Linked DNA regions of Mus musculus: region 1 is linked to region 2. Evidence: chromatin loops called from intact Hi-C (ENCODE). Cell type or tissue: left cerebral cortex. All regions are shown on one strand. Links, peaks and the distances in the headings refer to the core of each region. The heading gives the core; the rest is flanking DNA. Region 1 has its middle 22 kb from the start of Rxfp2. Region 2 overlaps 4930500F04Rik (RIKEN cDNA 4930500F04 gene).

Evidence for each region. A loop is a pair of places that touch in the nucleus more often than their neighbours do. Peaks named below come from ENCODE experiments on the same cell type or tissue, not always from the same donor. Only the 100,000 strongest peaks of a DNase experiment are listed, where the experiment ranks them.
Region 1: it touches region 2 in a loop (2.4-fold over the local background); 10 of 42 quality-filtered maps call a loop at or near these places.

The regions. Positions count from the first base shown.
Region 1 is chr5:149,992,014-150,000,976 of GRCm38, reverse strand. No RefSeq gene overlaps it. Among named protein-coding and RNA genes, the nearest start is that of Rxfp2, 22 kb to the left of the region's middle. In left cerebral cortex, for the core only: CTCF peaks have their summits at 1,241 (motif pointing right) and 4,157 (motif pointing right); DNase peaks (open chromatin) are centred at 1,374, 3,128, 3,548 and 7,232.
Region 2 is chr5:149,857,600-149,866,562 of GRCm38, reverse strand. 4930500F04Rik (RIKEN cDNA 4930500F04 gene) reads right to left here. Exons shown (of 4, transcript NR_045758.1): 4 at 2,283-2,472. Among named protein-coding and RNA genes, the nearest start is that of 4930500F04Rik, 14 kb to the right of the region's middle. In left cerebral cortex, for the core only: a CTCF peak has its summit at 4,926 (motif pointing left); DNase peaks (open chromatin) are centred at 2,486 and 4,927.

The DNA of each region.
Region 1 (8,963 bases), core at 627-8,626, 130 kb before region 2:
GAGACGTCGATGTATTGGAGACTTGGAGAGACTGCATTGTGTATTTCTGCCAACAGAGGACTCCTACCATTTAGATTTTCAAAAACTCTTTTAAAAAAAAGACTTATTTATTTATTATATGTAAGTACATCATAGCTGTCTTAAGACATTCCAGAAGAGGGTGTCAGATCTCATTACAGATGGTTGTGAGCCACCATGAGGTTGCTGGGATTTGAACTCAGGACCTTCGGAAGAGCAGTCGGTGCTCTTAACCCATGAGCCATCTCTCCAGCCCCTCAAAAGCTCTTTTAAAGGCATGTATTCAGTCTATTTGCTAAATTTGATAGATGCTCTTGTTACATAATCTAATATGTCAATCTCCTTAAAAGTTTGCCCACAAATAGCAAACATTGTTAAATTTAATGAAACATCAGATACATGTTTCTTTTAGGAAAAAATATGAACCAAAAGTTTTGTTACATACCCTTCCCTTTAGCAATAATCTGATCCTATGGAGTCATAGGCCCGGAAGGTGGGATTTTCCTCTAATTTATTTTGAAGTGTGAAAGTCAAGCTTTCGATATTCTTACAGGTAGAGTAGGCCACTGTATTTATTGTTTGGTTTTGGTTCCATGACAGTCAGCCATGCCAGGAGCCTATATCCCTTGTTTATAAGTTGCTCCAGTCAGTGTAAACTATGAAAGTCAGTTTAGTGTAAACGGTGAAATAGAATTGCTTGTTGAAACAATTGAAGAAGTAACATTATACAGCCCTGAGCTAGATCCAGGTAACTTTGTTTCTCTGATTCCTTGAAGGAAAATACCAGAATGTATCTTTGAGGGGTGAGGGGGATACTGACTTTTTTTTTTCTTAGAATGAATATACTTTAACTTTGAGAGAAATGGAATATTGTAATCAAAACTATTTTTCTTCCATCCCCACAAGTTACAGATCCAGAAAAGCACAAAACCTAGCTGATAAAATTGTCAAATAAATCAATTACCCAGAAATGCATATTTATATATCTAGTTAAAATGCTACATTGATATGGATTTATTATGTCATAAATTATAAGAAACCTTCGAAATCCCTTCCAGCCTTGTTCGATAAATGAGTGTTTTCTTTGAAAGTTTCAATATATAATATGTACCTTTCAAGATTGTTTAACGGTACACCGTGACTCTATTTTTTTATAAAAAAGATTTTTGATTGTATTTTATGTGCATGGGTATCTTGCTTGCATATATGTCTGTGCAGTACATGGAGGCCAGAAGAGGGTGCCAGATTCCCTGGAACTACTGTCACAGAGGGTTGTGAGCAGCCGATATGGAAGGAAGCTGGGCTTTGAACTCTGGTCTCTTGTAAGAGCAGCCAGTGCTAACTGCCTACCCACTTCTCCAGTCCCCACTGTGACTTTATAAGCTGGCATGCCCCATACATCTTCTGTCCTGGCATATTTGTGGCTAGGCCCAATTTCTCAGCAATGCTGAGCTAGGCACAGTTTCCCTCCGATGGGACACTGGCTTCAAATAAGCTGGCTCAGTACCACTATTTTTAAGGTTGTCTTTACTTTGTTGGTGGTTGGTGGTGCAGTTGTAGGAAGAGATACTTTGCATAGAAGCCGCTGGCAGTTCAACATAAGTGATGTGAGACTCGCATGCCTCCTTTGGTGTTGTTTTAGGTCACGTTGTTGCTTTTAAGATGAGCAGGATTTAAGTGTTGGCTTCACATCCTGTGTTATTTGGTAGTGTTGGTCTAAGCAAGCTTCAGCAGTGGGGAATGTCATACGGGTTCTACATATTATCCTGAGAATCATTGCTTGATTTTTGGTTTTTGTTTTTGTTTTCAATTTTTATTTGTCATTTTGTCCTCAGCAGGTATCTTTAACTGAAAATATACCGTTAAGATAGATTTTTGAACTCTTGCTCTTCCCAGCACATGAACTCAAATTCAGTATTTTGTTTAAGGTCAAGTCTGCGTTCACAACTGGCAATTCTATAAAGAGGAGCTAAGGTAAACTCATAAAATTCTAGAATACTTAGCTGAGCTATAAAACTACTGCAGACGCCACTGGGCTTTACCAAGAAATACCAATCTTCCCCTTTTCTTTCTCTGGTGACTTTTCAGTTATTATTTTTTTTTAAATGAAAAGAATTTATTTTAAGTGAACCTAGAAAAAAATATCATCAGTCATTTTTTAAAAATTCAACTTTCAAGGAGAGAGAGAGAAAAAGCTTAAGAAAACAACACCCCCTCCCTTCTAAACACAGGGCGCAAATCAAAACCATTTGTGGCCTAATTAAGTAAACCTTGACTATGATGAAAAAGGGCTCACCCATGTGTCATCGTAGAATAAGGCTTTCTTCATTGGGTTCATATCCTAATCTGTGATGGGTAAATATTACTGAAGCATGACAGAAAATGTGTCACACTCTCAATTGTACGACTGAGGTCACTTCCACAAAACAAATGAGCCCTGTTGAGTGACCTGTGCACACATGAAACACAGTTCCATGGCAGAGTGACCCATGCATTCTAGCCTCTAACCCCGGCCCCGCCCCCGCCCAGTTCCCGCCCCTCCATTATGTCTGTGGTGTTAGTGTTTTGTCTACAAGCTTGAGTCATCTGGGAGACTCAGCTGAGAACTTGCCTCCATCCGAGTCACTTGAAAGCAAGCCTGTAGGAGCATTTTTCTTGATTAATGATTAATTGGGAGGTGGGGTAGCCCACTGTGGGCTTTGCCACCCTTGGGCAGGTTGTCCCGGGTTGAATGAGAAAGCAGGCTGAGCAAGACACAGAGAGCAATCCAGCAAGTAGCATTCCCCCATGGCCTCTGCTGGTGTCCCTGCCTTGGCTTCCCCCTCAACGATGGACCGCAACCCATAAGCCAAATGAACCCTATCCTCCCCAGTTGCTCTTGGTCACGTGTTCACCACAGCAACTGAAAAAAAAAAAAAACAAAAAAACCTGGGACAGTTACTAAACACACACTAGCTTTCGTCCGCTCTGTCTTCTTGCATAGATGGAATCTTGCAGCTCCTCTGCGAATAGCCTCTTGAGGCAATCTCACATCAGCAACACTCCTCCACAGCTCACGCAGGAAATCCCAAATTGTCACTGGTTTCTACCCAAGATCATGTCGAGACCTATCCATCACTCAGCACACACAGCCGTCTGTCTGGTCAGCCCGTAGCAGCTGAGCATACTGACGTGCGGATGCCTACGGATTCCTCTCACAAGGAGCTCATCTGTGCATGCCAATCGGGGGTGGAGTCTTTGGAACGCAGGGATCTTCATGTCCAGCTCTGCAGACATCGACAAGCCTCTCCAGAGACTGTCCTCTCTCCTCCATTTATGGCGCTTGTCCAGTGATTGTTTGCGGGGCTCCTTGGGTGTCCTTTCTGTCGTTTCCCAGTACTACGTAATCGGACAATTAATTATTCAGAATTTTTTTTCTTGTTTACAGTAGTTTTTTCAGACTTGAAAGTTTGTTGTCGTTAAATGCCTGGGCTGTTGTTAATTTCCCTGAGCTTTGGGGAGACCAGGAAGACAAACGAATGGCATCAAACAGCTGTCTAAAAATGTGTCACACACCCCCGCCCCAGTCCAATTTAACTTGTACAAATGCTGCTGCTCTCCCATTCGGATTGTTTCCTTGGGTTCCAGTTCTGTGGTGGCATTGCATGCTTGCAAGGAGACTGATGTATTTAACAGGACTCTTGATGCATAATTGCAACTAGTTTTTTTTTTTAAAGGTTGAAATGAATTTGCATTTTTCAAAAAAAAGACTTAAGTTCTCTCTGTGTCTCTGTCTTGTCTTTGTCTCTCTGTGTGTCTCTGTGTGTCTGTCTGTCTGTCTGTCTGTCTGTCTGTCTGTCTGTCTGTCTCTCTCTCTCTCTCTAAATACAGGGTTTCTCCTGGCAGTAGCCTTGACTGTCCTGGAACTCACTCTATAGACCAGGCTGACTTCAACTCAAAGATCTGTTTGCCTCTGCCTCCTAAGTGCTGAGATTAAAGACAAGTGCCACCATGCTCTGCTAGGTTCTTTTCCTTAAAAACAAAACAAAAAAGGGATTACATTAAAAAAAAAAAAGATACATCTTATTTTACGGGTATGGTAATTTTGTCTGCAAGTACACCACACGTGTGCAGTACCCACAGAGTCCAGGAGAGGGCACTGGATCCCCAGAACTGGAATTACTGATGCGTTATGTAGGTGCTGGGAACTGAATCTGGGTCCTTGGCAAGCATAGCCAGGGCTCTTAACCACTGAGCCATCTCTCTAGCTCTAAATTTACAAGTTTTGATGATGTATAGATGTTCTAAAGGGCAAGACATTTTCTCTCTCTGACTCGGGGAGTAATGCAGCCCCTGATATTTGTTTTAATTTGAATAGGTTTTGTTATTTTTCTAAGAATGTGTTCCCTTTCTGCAAGCTGCACGGTGTTGGGAGTTCTCCAGTGCTCCACTGAACTGAATTCACCCTTGTCCACGGTACTTACATTAAAATTGCTTCAGCCCCTTTGCGTAGCAGAAACATAGAGTCTGCCGAGGCCACTTCTAGATACCTGGGGGCTTGTTTGTCCCCGAGGTGTTTCTTGAGCCCATTGATTAGATCAGTGGAGTTCTGGGTTCTTCCTGTCCCGTTCATCATTTAAGCATTTAAACCCAGGAGGTGGTCAGCAAGGGCAAACAATGTATAAATAAAACATTAGCCAGCCATTCCCTGAAATGGAAACCCTTGTGTTCTCAGATCCAGCTGTGTATCGAGGCTGCCTCATTACCACCTTCACCTCTAGGTCTGGGTTCCTTCATCTCTGAGCCTTTCCTGACTCTCTGTTTACCCAGCCTGGCTGTGCCTGAAGGCCGTCTCCAGAGGACACTGGCCCATGAGGTTTGCTCTCCTCAGGGCTGTTTCTCTGTATCAATTCTGCCAAGATCTTTTAAATTTGTTGCTGCTATCGTTTCTAATTCTCCAGCCGCTTCCCCCTTTTATGTGTTTCCTGATCCATTTCTCACTGATCTGCAGATGGCCTGGTGCTTCATACAGGCTAATGTTGTTTGTTCATTTAAGGATCACCAAATTACAAAAACAAAAACAAAAACAAAACCTCAACAACACAAGTAACAGCTGTTTTCTCTACAATAAATGTAAGTTTCTCAGGAAATTTACTCACTCCTGGAAGGATTCATAAATCTTTCAAAATATTATTACATTCGTGACTTCGAGCTACCAAACAGAATCTCAAATCTCATTCTAGGCATGGCAAAATAAATTTCCTATAATTGAGTTATTTATCTTTTGTTTATCTTGGCAATCAATACCCTTATCTCTTCCCAAACACAGTTCTATAGATAATCAAAGCCTGAACTCTCCAGGGAAAAAACAAAGACCTTTGCTTGAGAGATTCCTTCATTTAACTTTGAATCTCATTCTGTAGAATCTGAAAATCATCTTATTCTAGAAATGATGCTATAACAGTCAAGCTGTTAATTGCCTCTTTGAGGAAGTTTATGTTGTTGGTATATAACTATGCAGAAGACAGGAAGTACACTTTGATGGTGTGACATTCAAGATGTCCTTACTTTTAGGACATCTCAGCAGCCACAGTTATTACTGTTAGGATTCTGTCTAAGCTCTGCCCCACAGTTACCTGGCAACAGCCAAGTAGGCCTGACCCACTATAAAAGGGGCTGCTTGCCCCCTCCTTGCTCTCTTGCCCTCTCTTGCTTCTCTCTTGATCTTTCTCTGCTTCCCTTCTCACCTCCCCATCCCCTTCCCCCCTCTCTCTTCACCCTTCCCCCCTCCACATTTTCATGGCTGGCCTCTACTCTCTCTCTCTCTCTCTCTCTCTCTCTCTCTCTCTCTCTCTCTCTCTCTCTCTCTGCCTCTGCTACCCTCCCCATGCCCTGAATAAACTCTATTCTATACCGTTGTGTGGCTGGTCCCTTAGGGGGAAGGGATGCCTTGGCATGGGCCCGCTGAGGCACCCCCTTCCCCCGTCCCCCACTACACCTCCATAAAACATATCCCCTCCTCTCTTTATCTTTTTATAAACACATCAATTACAAAATAATAATAATGGCCGGACAGATGGTTCAGTGGTTAAGGGCACTGGCTGCTCCTCCAGAAGACCTTGGTTCGGTTCCCAGCTCCTACATGGTGGCTCTCAAGCACTCATATGGCAGTTCTAAGGGATCTAGCGCCCTCTTCTGGCCTCTGTAGGCACCGTATGCATGAGATGCTTCAAACAGCAGGAGTTGTGGGATGCGTGGGATGCCAGTTCAACAGTCTGCTTCTAGAACCTTTGAGATGCTGGCAAGGTCACTGTAAGTCCTGAAGACTCAGATGGATTTTTTTTCAGGTTTCCTTTCTTTGTAGGGGCCAGAAGGTGAAGGCCAAAGTGGAAGACAGAAGAGTCGAAAACAGGACACAGAGATAGAGGCGGGCAGCAGAAGGCAGTTTTCTAGATGGCGGACCAAACTTTCAGAATGAAAGAGCATTAGCAGTGAATAGATTACTTCCCTGGAGACCCCCCAAAAAATTAAGCACATTTTTCTTCCTCCTACTTCAATTTACAAAGGCTAATTATCTTATTAAGAATTCTCATTGATCAATGTATGTGTAAAGACGAAAGCGCTTGCGTGGCTCTGGCCTAGCAAGCGCATCCTAGGCTGTGGGAAGATAGATAGTGGCTAGCATTCTTCTTAGTGATGAATGTGTTTGTTAGCTCTGAACCCAAAGCAAAGAATCTGAGAGTGGAAAGTAAGGATCGCCCAGCAATCACCTCAGCAAAGGCGGAACAGGTAGTGTATAGCTACAGTTTGAGACGAGTAACCATGGAAACACTGGGCGTCATAAGAGAAGCCGGAACCACGGAGAAGATTCAGATACCTTGGACAATAAGCCGAGGAAGAGAAGCAGAATAAATGTCCTTTGCCACTCTGGTGCTGTAGATAGACCAGGGGAAGTCCTTCCCGTAGAAAAGGTTGATCGTGGGACTCTGGTCCCACAGCAAAGTATCTTCTGGAAAATTCCACAGCCTTTACAGGCTCACGCGGCCCATTTAGATCATTGAACGGAGATCCCATACAGGGCTGGGTGAAGAGGAGGGCTTTTATGAGGTTCTTGGAGCATGGATAGTGAGCTTTGGAAAGGGATGACACATTGTCACAGATAGCTTTGGTTAGTTGTCTATGTGACTCATCTGGGAAGAGGGGATCTCAACGGAGAAGTTGCCGTCATCAGATTGGCCCGTGGATGTGTCTGTGGTGGGCAGTTTCTGGATTGCTAATTGATGTGGGCGGGCCCAGCACGCTGTGTGTGGTCCTGTCGCTGGACAGGTTGGACCCGGCTGTATAAGAAAGGGAGTCGAGCAACCCAGAGCAAGCACACACATCTTTGCCTCAGTTTCTACTTCAGATTTCTGCCTTAGCTTCTTTCAGCGGTGGAGTATAGCCTGTAAGATGTAATAAACCTTTCCCTCCCTAAGTTGATTTTGGTCATAGTGTTAATCACAACAGAAGAGCTAACTAGAACACATGTCCTTTCCCAGTGACCCCAGGACACCGTAGCCAGGAGCAGAGCCAAGGAGGGGACAGTTATGTGAACTTGGCAGACAGAAACCTTTGTGTATTCCCATCTCTGGGGCTCCATAAACATTTCTCTGCAGTGGCTGTGGGGGAGGGGCCTCGCACTCCTAACTTGCCCAGCACAGCGACTATAACCAAAGCCCCTTAGGTTTTCACGGTAGGGAATGGGTGTTGTGATGTGAAGGAGAAAGGAGGACACCACCACTGAGAATCAGATGGGGGCTCTTGCCCTACTTCTTGTGGCTTAGCCAGGAATGAAGAATCAGGTCACTCCCTCCCCAGCCCCGCCCCCTGTTCCCTTTAGCCCCGCCCACCCCTCACCCTTGCCCCAGTCTGCCCTATCTGCAAAGTGTGAAGAGGGCATTTTGAGCTACTCCGTGGCTTTGTCGGTTGTCCTACCTGGGCATGGATGGCTGTCAGCAAGAGGGGGCTGTGAGGGTTGGAAGGTGTTGGAGAGGGTGAATTAAGAGCAACTTTGTAACCAGAGTTCTGCTTTTGGTAGACATTCATACAGAGTAGCACAGTCCATCCCAACTCCATTGGTATCCCACCTATATAGTTTCCATGAACAGCCACTCTTCCACAGAATAGGCTCTGCCTGTGGCTCCTACTGCCATCTCTCCCCGTGTAGTAGCATCTGTAGTACTGACTTGTTAGAACACAGCCACTCTGGGCCCTTGGCCAGTGTTGGGGCTGCCACTTCCAGATTCTCTTTCTAATGATGCATCTAGAAGCAACAGTGCTGGAGGAAGCTACCTACTGCCCCGTAGGGTGAGGGTCACCCTCCCTCTGCTACACTCATCATTTTCCGTGTCGCAGCCACTTGAAAGGCAAGCATCTTCCCACTCATGCATGGCCTCTGAAGATTGTAGGGTGTCTCCATCTCCTTCCTGGTGCACACTCTAGCTAAACGCATTCATCACAGTCAAACAAGCTACAGGGAGCTACGCTTTGGTGTTCAGAGAGAATCGAAGTGAACATTCCATACAAACTGTCTAAGACACATTCAGGAGAAATGTGCCACTCTCCAAGAAGGGCATTAGATATAAATACGGTAGGAATATTTTACCTACCAGATGCAAACCTCAAAACAACAACAACAACAACAACAACAACAACAGCAGCAGCAGCAGCAACAACAACAAAAATGGCAGAAAAATTCCCTAGCTCATATGATGCTTTCTAAAGAACATGGCTCCCTAGGATCAAATTAGAAAAAAAAAAAAACAAGGCAAAGCAAAACAAACCCCACAAAAGGTCTGCAGAGATGGCTCATGGTTAGGAGCACTTGCTACTCTTCCTGAGGACCCATGTCAGGGAGCGTAGAAGATTCTGTAGCCCCAGCCTCGGGGGATCCAACCTCCTCTTCTGGCCTCCACGCCCCCCACCCC
Region 2 (8,963 bases), core at 595-8,594:
GTGTGTGTGTGGTACTCAAAGAGGCCAGAAGAAGGTGTCATCATTGGTAACTGGAGCTATAGGTAATTGTGAGCTACCATGTTGGTGCTGGGAACCAAACCTGGGTCCTCTGGAAGAACAACCAGTGCTCTAACTGATGAGCCATCTCTCCAGCTCCCTGAATCTATTTCTTATGCAACATGACCTGGGCTGGCTCCATGATCTGAAGAGGCAAGGCCGATACTGTCTGGCTTCTTAACACACCGTACACTGCAGGGCAGTGCTTAATGATTATAATAGATGCTCACTGGGAATGGGGAACCACACGTATATAGGGTATTGGGGTAACAAACGCCATGAGCCAACAAATCCGGTATTTTTTGGAGACCCATCGTGTTGTCTGATACATCAGAAGTGGTGTGTCCGTTATTTTAATTATCTCTTCAGCAAGAAGGATCTTAAATATTTAGAAGCCAAGAAAACCAATTTTTGAGTCAAATGCCTGAAGTCTGTTTAGCACATCATAACAGTTGGGGTTGTTGTTGTTGTTGTTTTAAACAAAAGGAAAGAGACTACAGACTGGTTGTTCTGTTAAGACAGGTTGGTGCCCAGAGCTGGAAGCAAGCAAGCATAGAAGCACTATGGGGAGGCTCTATGTGACACTAGAGAGTGGCCAGGTTGGCAAGAAGCCTGTGGATCGGGATGTAAATAACAGAGTGCTGGATGACGTGTGCCATTGAGTGGACCTGATAGTAGTTAGACTGCCATAATTAGCCCAGTAGTGTTCTGGGAGGCAACTGGTAAACTCCTCAGGAATTTGCTTCTAATTTACTTGGCTGCTGTAGCTTCCAGCTACCTCAACAAGAGAGAGGCGGGCACTCCTGCAACTCTTTATCTGGATTCCCACCCCTCCCCCACCGACAGGGTTTCTCCATGCAGCCTTAGCTCTCTGTCCTGGATCACACTTTGTAGATAGACTGGCCTCAAACTCACAGAGATCAGCCTGCCTCTTCCTCTCGAGTGCTGGGATTAAAGATGTGCTCCCGCCACCGCTTTGTCTGGAAATTTCAAAGCAATAAGAAGAAAACCAAAAACCGATCTCAGAACTACAATCCTATGTATACTCCTTCATCCCATCATCAAATCTGTGGCCACTCTGGACTCTGTACAAATTGAATGCAATGGGTAATTTAACACAAATTAAATAATAGTTGACTCTTCTACCCGAGGCATATTAATTGCAATTATATGATATATGTTATTTAATCCACTTTGACTCATAAAATACATGACAATGAAATACATGATGTAGAGTTTTCTATTGAAATGAATCACAAGGGCAAGCAAGATGGCTTAGCAGGTAAAAGTGCTTGTCACATAAACCTGACTACCTGGGTCTGTGGACGCTCACTACCTCCTGGTAAGTTTACAATATTGTGAGGTACCAGAGCACTCTGTAAAATTAACAGAGCAGGTCAAATGGAACCTCACTAGAACATTCTTACACAAGAAACAACTCTAGCACATTACAGGACGTGACCATCAAGACCAGCAGCAGCCAGAACAGCTTCTAAAATTGATGTGTTTATAAAAAGATAAAGAGAGGGGGGATATATTCTATAGAGATGTAGTCAGGTATCAGGGAAAGGGGTGCCTCGGCGGGCCCATGCTGAGGCATCCCTTCCCCCTGAAGGACCAGCCACATATAGTATAGTACAGAATAGAGTTTATTTAGGGCATGGGGAGGAGAGTTAAGAGGGTAGTAAAGGCAGAGAGATAGAAGAGTCGAGGAGTAGAGGCCGGCCATGAGCACATGGGGGGTTGGGAGGGATGGGAAGCAGAGAGGAACAAGAGAGCAAGGAGGGGGCAAGCAGCCCCCTTTATAGTGGGTCAGGCCTACCTGGCTGTTGCCAGGTAACTGTGGGGTGGAGCTTAGAATCTTAACAAAAACTGTTGATTCTGTCGCTCCTTGGTGATCAGCAGGGTTTCATTATTTGTAAGTTTTGAAGAGTTGGCAAACTGTCTTTGGCTGAATGAAACTGTAGAAACAAAGAATCTACCTAGCTCTAAGCCTGCTTAAGAACAAAGAACTGGACTATAAATATAGGGGTTTGAGGCTACCTACATTCACACCAAAATCCATGGTAGGAGATTCCCTTTATATAAGGAAATCTGGATGCTTTTAAAGAAATACTGATTTAAAAAAAAAAAAAGCAAAACAAAACAAAACAAAAACAGCCTTGTCCTGAAAAGCAATTTTATTGAATTGAAAACTCATTAAGTCAATGAAACACCCTTTACCAGGTTCAAAAAGTGAGCTTTTTATTTGTTCAATTATCCTTATAGGCAGTTCTTTAAAACTGGAAATTACAGATTTTTTTTTTAGCATTCAAAAATCCACTTCACTTTCAAAAGCCCCAAGTCTTTGCTTCTCCACCTCTCATCACGTCCCATCAGAGTGGATTTTTCGTTCACTTTGCTTTTCCAAAAGCCCTGGGGAAGGAAAGGAGAGGGGGAGTGTACCAGCTGGCTTCCTCAGCAAAAGAACGGAAGGCAGTTTTCACTCCAATGCAATGAACTGCAATGGGAGAAGTGTTCTCAGTGCACCCAAGTAGTTGCTGATGTTCTGAGAGAGGGATGCTCGTTCACCTTGTGGCTCAATGACCTGAAAGGGACAATCCCAGGAACGTAGGAAGGAGTAACACCAAGCCGAGCATTCTGGAAGACTCTGGATGCCCAGGTTGTGGTGCTGAGTCAGACATCCTTGAAGAGATCACCCCAGTGGCCTTCACACGCAGTTCCGAAGATGGGTCCTGGGCAGTGATCTGTCACCCCTCACAGATCACATGCTGCCTCTCTGTACCCCTCTACCTATTCCACTTTCAACAAACCTCCTGAACTACGACTGCTGGTGGGTCATAGGGCCTCAGCTTTGTGGAATGCCCACTTCATTGGGGGAATTCATTATCTTCACAGTTAAGTGTTATAACTCAAAAGAAAATCAGACATAAGTACAGGCTGACCTCCCTCGGTATCAAGGGAAAATCCAAGTAAGGGCAGTCCAGGCCCCAGTCACCGCTTATAGCACAAGTCGGCTCGATGTTCTTCCTCAAGATGCAAATAATTAACCAAATAAACATAGTAGTGGCCAAATATGAGACTATTCAAGTATGCTCACTTGAACAGCGAACACCTGAGAATACAAGGAAGTTGGAGAGAACGGATAACTGTGGTGATCTTGATTAAATGGCCTCCACTCCTTACAGCACAGAAGCCCTGATCGTGGCTGTTTGTCCTGAGGGCTGGGGACATAGCTATATGCTTCCCGGAGGAGGAAGCATTCTTCTTCCATTAAAGACATAGGCTCTGATGTAGAGAGGCGATGCATGCTAAAGGATTATAAGAGACTTACAGGGCCTTGTCCAGGCCTTGCCTTAGAAGCCAAATGAGCAGGATGCATGTGTTTCCTAACTCTATCAGTGAAACAGAGTTAATGAGGAGAAAGGTCCTTTTTTTGGTTTGGGTTACTACAATGGAATTGTGGTTCTGATCTTCTCCAGGTAGTGCTGTGGTTTCAGCCTTACCCCAGCACTCACTGTCTTTAAGTTTCCTTTGTGACAGAGGCTAATCCTGAGCACGTCAAAGGGCATCCATCCTAGATGACTTGATCCTGTCTCCATGGCTCATCCTTCCTAACAGTCTGATTAGAGCGGCAGAGGTTTAAGTAGTGCTCAGTACCAAGCTCTGTGTGTGTGTGTGTGTGTGTGTGTGTGTGTGTGTGTGTGTGTGTAGCAGCATATACATGCACACACGCACACACAGATGGAGAGTCTCATTTTCTCGGTCCTAAAATTTGCGTTAATCGTATTGGATTTTGACAAGGAAAAAGATGAACAAGGTGAGAGAAAACTTTATCCAGACCTTTCTTGGCTAAATAATAGCTTTCAGATCTCTGAGCTTATCGTTTTATGATTTTTTTGTTTTTTGTTCATGAGAACCTTCAACATTTTTTTCAATAAAGTGTCTTGAGAGAAATTTAATATGCCTATTTATGTTGATAATGTAGGCGAGAATTCTACCCAGCAGAGCACAGTTGCCAGGGGCTTGGGGATGAGCCTGGCTTGAGAGGGCTTGCTTGTTAGTAGTAGTGGAGGTGTTCAATCAGAATCTTAGGGGAATTATCAACAACATAAAGTCCATAACAGGTGCATTTTTAGGAGCCAAAAAGCCGGAAGTTTTCTTGTTCATCTTCCCTGGCTTTCTCCCTTTGACACACACTCTATTCCCCAACCACCAGGACAACACCTTGGTTTTGGACAGACTGACCTTCGGGGCCTCAGTTCTCAGGGGACCTTGTATTTTCTGATCTGTCTTCTTCTATCACAGGCTCTCGTTACCCTGCACACGGGTGTCTTCCGACAGGTTCAATACCAAGCCTTTGCTTACGTCTAAATACTGTTTGAGAAATTTAAAAGTCGCTATATTTAACTCTTTAAAACAATTTCCCACTCCCTTTCATGAAAATGGGACTGAAAATAAAGATAAATGACAAGATTGTAGTAAGATTTCTTGGAAAAGGACCTAGAGTTTTCTCCTGGTTCTGTCCTTAGGGCCATGTGTTTTGCCTCTGTGTTCACATGTTAAACATCCGCAGACATCCTAGATGCAAGGCAGCCAACTTGATTAAGGCAGTCCAGCATGGCTGACTAAGTGGAATGTCACCTCCCACTATTGCCCCATAGTCACTGGTGGCGGAGATGTGTCAGGGTCTCCATTCCCCCAGCTGTAAATGTAGGTAATGGCTCCCCCCAAGCTGCAATGCGCTTGTGAGGCTAGTTGGGATAAGGCATAAGAAAACAACCATTCTAAATGTTGGGGAGGGGTGGAGAAGATGGGAGTGGGGGTAGCTAGCAGGGAGGAGGGCAAAGCCTGACATCTAGTGGCCAGTGTGGCATCTGCACTCACGGGACTGGATTGTCTTAGAGGCTCCCAAACTGGGATCACATTCATAAAGGTCTGAGTACAGATCCCTCTACTGGTCATCTGCCACTGTGGATCCAGCTGACCCCATGAAATATTTGCTTTGAAGACACCCCGCCCCCAACATGATTGACTCAAGATGCCCTTGGGGCTGTGTCCCTTTGGAAGCTCCAGGAAAGAACAGGCTTTCTTAGCTCTTCCAGCTTCTGGAAGCTTCCATTGTCTTACTGTCTTCTCTGACTTTGACTGTCCGGACTCGTAGAGACTCAGACTACATTAGGACCATCTGCATAATCCAAAGTCAAATCCCAGTCTCACTCATTAATGTTTCAGGTCTGCAAGGGCTCCCCTGCCGTGCGTCGTGGTTTATCTGTGACTTAGGCATTTGTTGGAAGCATGATGTCCAGTGTGGTGGCAATCAGAAGGGAAGGGGCCTCTATCAGGTAGGGCCCAGTGCTTGGCCCTCAGCTTAGTGTGGGTATGGCTTCAGAAGGAAATGCAGCATTTCTTATTATGCGACTGTGGTTACTTCTCAAGAGCCTAGAACTACAAGGCTGTACCTATCCCCATTCAGTCCCTCTGGCTTGGCATATCCTCTACTATAGGATTTGGGCAAAGCTTGTACCATGCTCTTTGGAAACTCAACCTCTAAATCCATAAACTAAATAACCTTCTGTTCTTTATGAAGTTAGCCTGATTCTGGTGTTCTGCTTCAGGAATAAGGAACAGGTAGCTGTGCCAGGTAAAGTCACTTTGTCACGTAAAGTCACATGCCTACATTATATCACAAGCATCTTTGGGGTACCATTGTGCTACCTAAGGCATCATCTCACTAGACCTGGGGAATCATGGTGGGTGTGTAGGAGAGACATTTAATTTGCTAACTATTATAGAATTATTTCCAGTAGGAAAGACGATGGAAAGTGAAGAAGGTACTCCAGTCACAGAGAGATTTCCCCAAATGAAGAAATTCACGAGAACATTCATAATTGAAGCAAAGCATATTTGTGGCAATGAAGTGTGCTTCAGGCCAGACACAAACACACGGGCAACGGATTTTCAATACAAATATCAAAAATACAGAACAGAGAAAGTGTAGTCTCCAGTAAATGATTCTGGAAGACATGGATGTCCTCGTGCAGAAGAGTGGAATTGGACTCTGTTCACATCAGCAAAAAATCAGTTCAGACTGAATTAGATGATACAGTGTAAGATAAGAAACTATGAAACTGGAAGAAAGGCACATGGCATTGGCCTGGCGTTTGTTAATGTGACTCCAAAAGGTCAGAGAATAAAACAAAAGATGAGCGGTGAGATCGTATCAAACTATTGACGAAATGAAGATAAGCTCTAAGGGTTGGGAGACTGTAATTACACTTTGTATATCTGGCAAATAAATACCCAAAGTATTTAAAGCACTCAATGACACAAAAATTAAGAACACTATTAAGAACACACAGATGGCTGAATAAGCATTTCCAAAGAGCTGCAAATACCACTGTTTAAATAGGTTGTGGTGCTGCGAGTGAGAATGGCCCCCACTGGCTCTTGTAGTTGAACACACAGTTCTCAGTCGGTGGCACGGTTGGGGTGTTTAGGAGGTGTGGTTTTATTGAAGGGATGATGTCACCGGAAGTTTAAAGACTCCTGCATTTCTGGTTCTCTCTGCTTCCCACTTATGCTAACGGGTGCTTAACAGTGTTTAACTCAGCTTCCTGCTCTAGGTGCTATTCCTGCCTCTTGCCGCCATGCCTCCCCCACTACGATGGACTCCTACCTGTCTGGAGTGAGCCGATAAACCTTTCCTTCTGTAAGTCGCCTTGAGCATGGTGGTTTATCACATCAAGCCAAAAGGGGATGAGTACACCGGTGTATGGGGAAACGCTCAGGATTACTAATTGCTAGAAAAACGCACATTAAAACCATCGTGAGCTATCACTTAAAAATGAGCATGGTCAAGGACGTAGAATAAGTAGCACCCTTTACTGTCCGCTAGAATGAAGATCCATTCAGCTGGGCAGTGGTGGCGCACGCCTTTAATCCCAGCACTCGGGAGGCAGAGGCGGGTGGATCTCTGAGTTCGAGGCCAGCCTGGTCTACAGAGTGAGTTACAGGACAGCCAAGGCTACACAGAGAAACCCTGTCTGGGGGAGGGGGAAGACCCAAAAAGCAACAAACCAAAACCAAACAAAACACCCCCTACCCCAAAGAAAGAAAAGAAAAAAAGAATTCAGAATACAGAATGTAGATGCTTACAACAACAAAAATATACATACGGGATTGCCAAATGAACCAGCTGTGGTGTCTTGAATATGAGGCTCCTATGCAGAAGGCTTTATATACCTGGCTGGTGGCACTATTGAAAAGTGGCTGTATCATGAAGAATCTAATTTCATCAATGACTTAATCCACTATCATACAGTATAGGTTATTAGGATCTCAAACCTGAATGGAAGAAGTGGGTGACTGGGGTGTCAGTTTGAAGGGTACACCTTGTCTCTGAGCCCTCCCTTGCTCTCTTCTGCCTCCCAGGCACCATGAGGTGAATATCTCTACTATACCATGTCTATCAGGCTGGGCCTCACCAGAACCCTGAAGCACCACCATTAAAACCATGGCTTAAAACGTCTGAAACCAGGACACATAAGTTATTTATATCAATGTGAATAACATCACCAAGCCCACAGTGAGAAAGTACCCCCAAGGAAAGCTAACCACCATCTTGTAGAGTTATCTATGCTTATTATAGCAAGCATTTCCATAGCCAGGCTATGAAAGCAGCCACAGTGTCAAAGGGACAAACCAAAAGATACAGTATATATGCATAATGGAATATCTTTTGTGTTAGCCAGGCTTCTCCAGAAGACAGAAGTGATAGAATGAACACACACACACACACACACACACACACACACACACACACACACACGATTTATTACAGTGGCTTATGGACTGTGGTTCAGCTAGTCCAACAAGGGCTGTCCCCAACAGAAAGGCCAAGGATTGGTCATTCCATAGGGGTAGATGTCTCAGCACTCCAATCTGCTGCTGGAGTGCTAGAGGATTTCTGGAGAGCTGCTGGTCTTCAGTCTACCTTGGATCCTGCAGAAGCCATTTCTAACCCCGGCGAAGGAATGCCTCAGCAGCAGGACAGATGAGCCTGACAGAGAGAGGGAGGGCGAACAGGTGAAAAGCAAAAGCTTCCTTCCTCCATGTCCTTTGCTGTGGGCGGCCACCAGAGGGTGTGGCCCAGACTTAGGGTGGGTCTTCCCACTGCAAAGGATCCAGTCAGGAGACTCCCTTGCAGCTCTGCCCAGCTGCTTGGGTTCTAGTTGGTTGCAGATGTACTCAGGCTGGCAACCAGAATTAGCCATCACATCTTTGTAAAGGTAGCTTTTGAGTAGATGGAATGTCTGTATCTATGACAACATGGACAGACCTAGAGAAAGATTAGGCTAAGTGAAACAAACCAGGGACAGAAAAGCAAGTGCCACACAATATTCATAATTCACACATGAAACTTTTAAAAATTGAACATATTTAGGCAGAGGGGATGATGGGTGGTTCCTGGAGCTTCGGGTGGGGGTGGGGCATAGAATGCTGATAAAGCAGTGCCAAGTTTTGATTAGAAAGGAAGATTTTAGGGGTTAGGGATTTAGCTCAGTGGTAGAGTACTTGCCTAGCAAGCACAGGGTCCTGTCTTAAGATCCAGAAAAAAGAAAAAGAAAGGAAGATTTGGCTAGTGGGATTGAGTGCATAGCACACCACTATAATGAATAACAATGTATTACACATTTGAAAACTGCTGAGTGATTTTAAATGTTTTCACCCCAAAACACATGAGGTGCTAGGAATATCCCTTCATGTGATTCAATCATTCCATAATATTTGCATACATCAAAACAAGTCTTACATCATAATATACATAATGACTATTTCTTCATTATAAATGTGGAAAGGGGGAAGTTCATTTTAAAGAATGTATGACCTTAGAGAGGAGATAT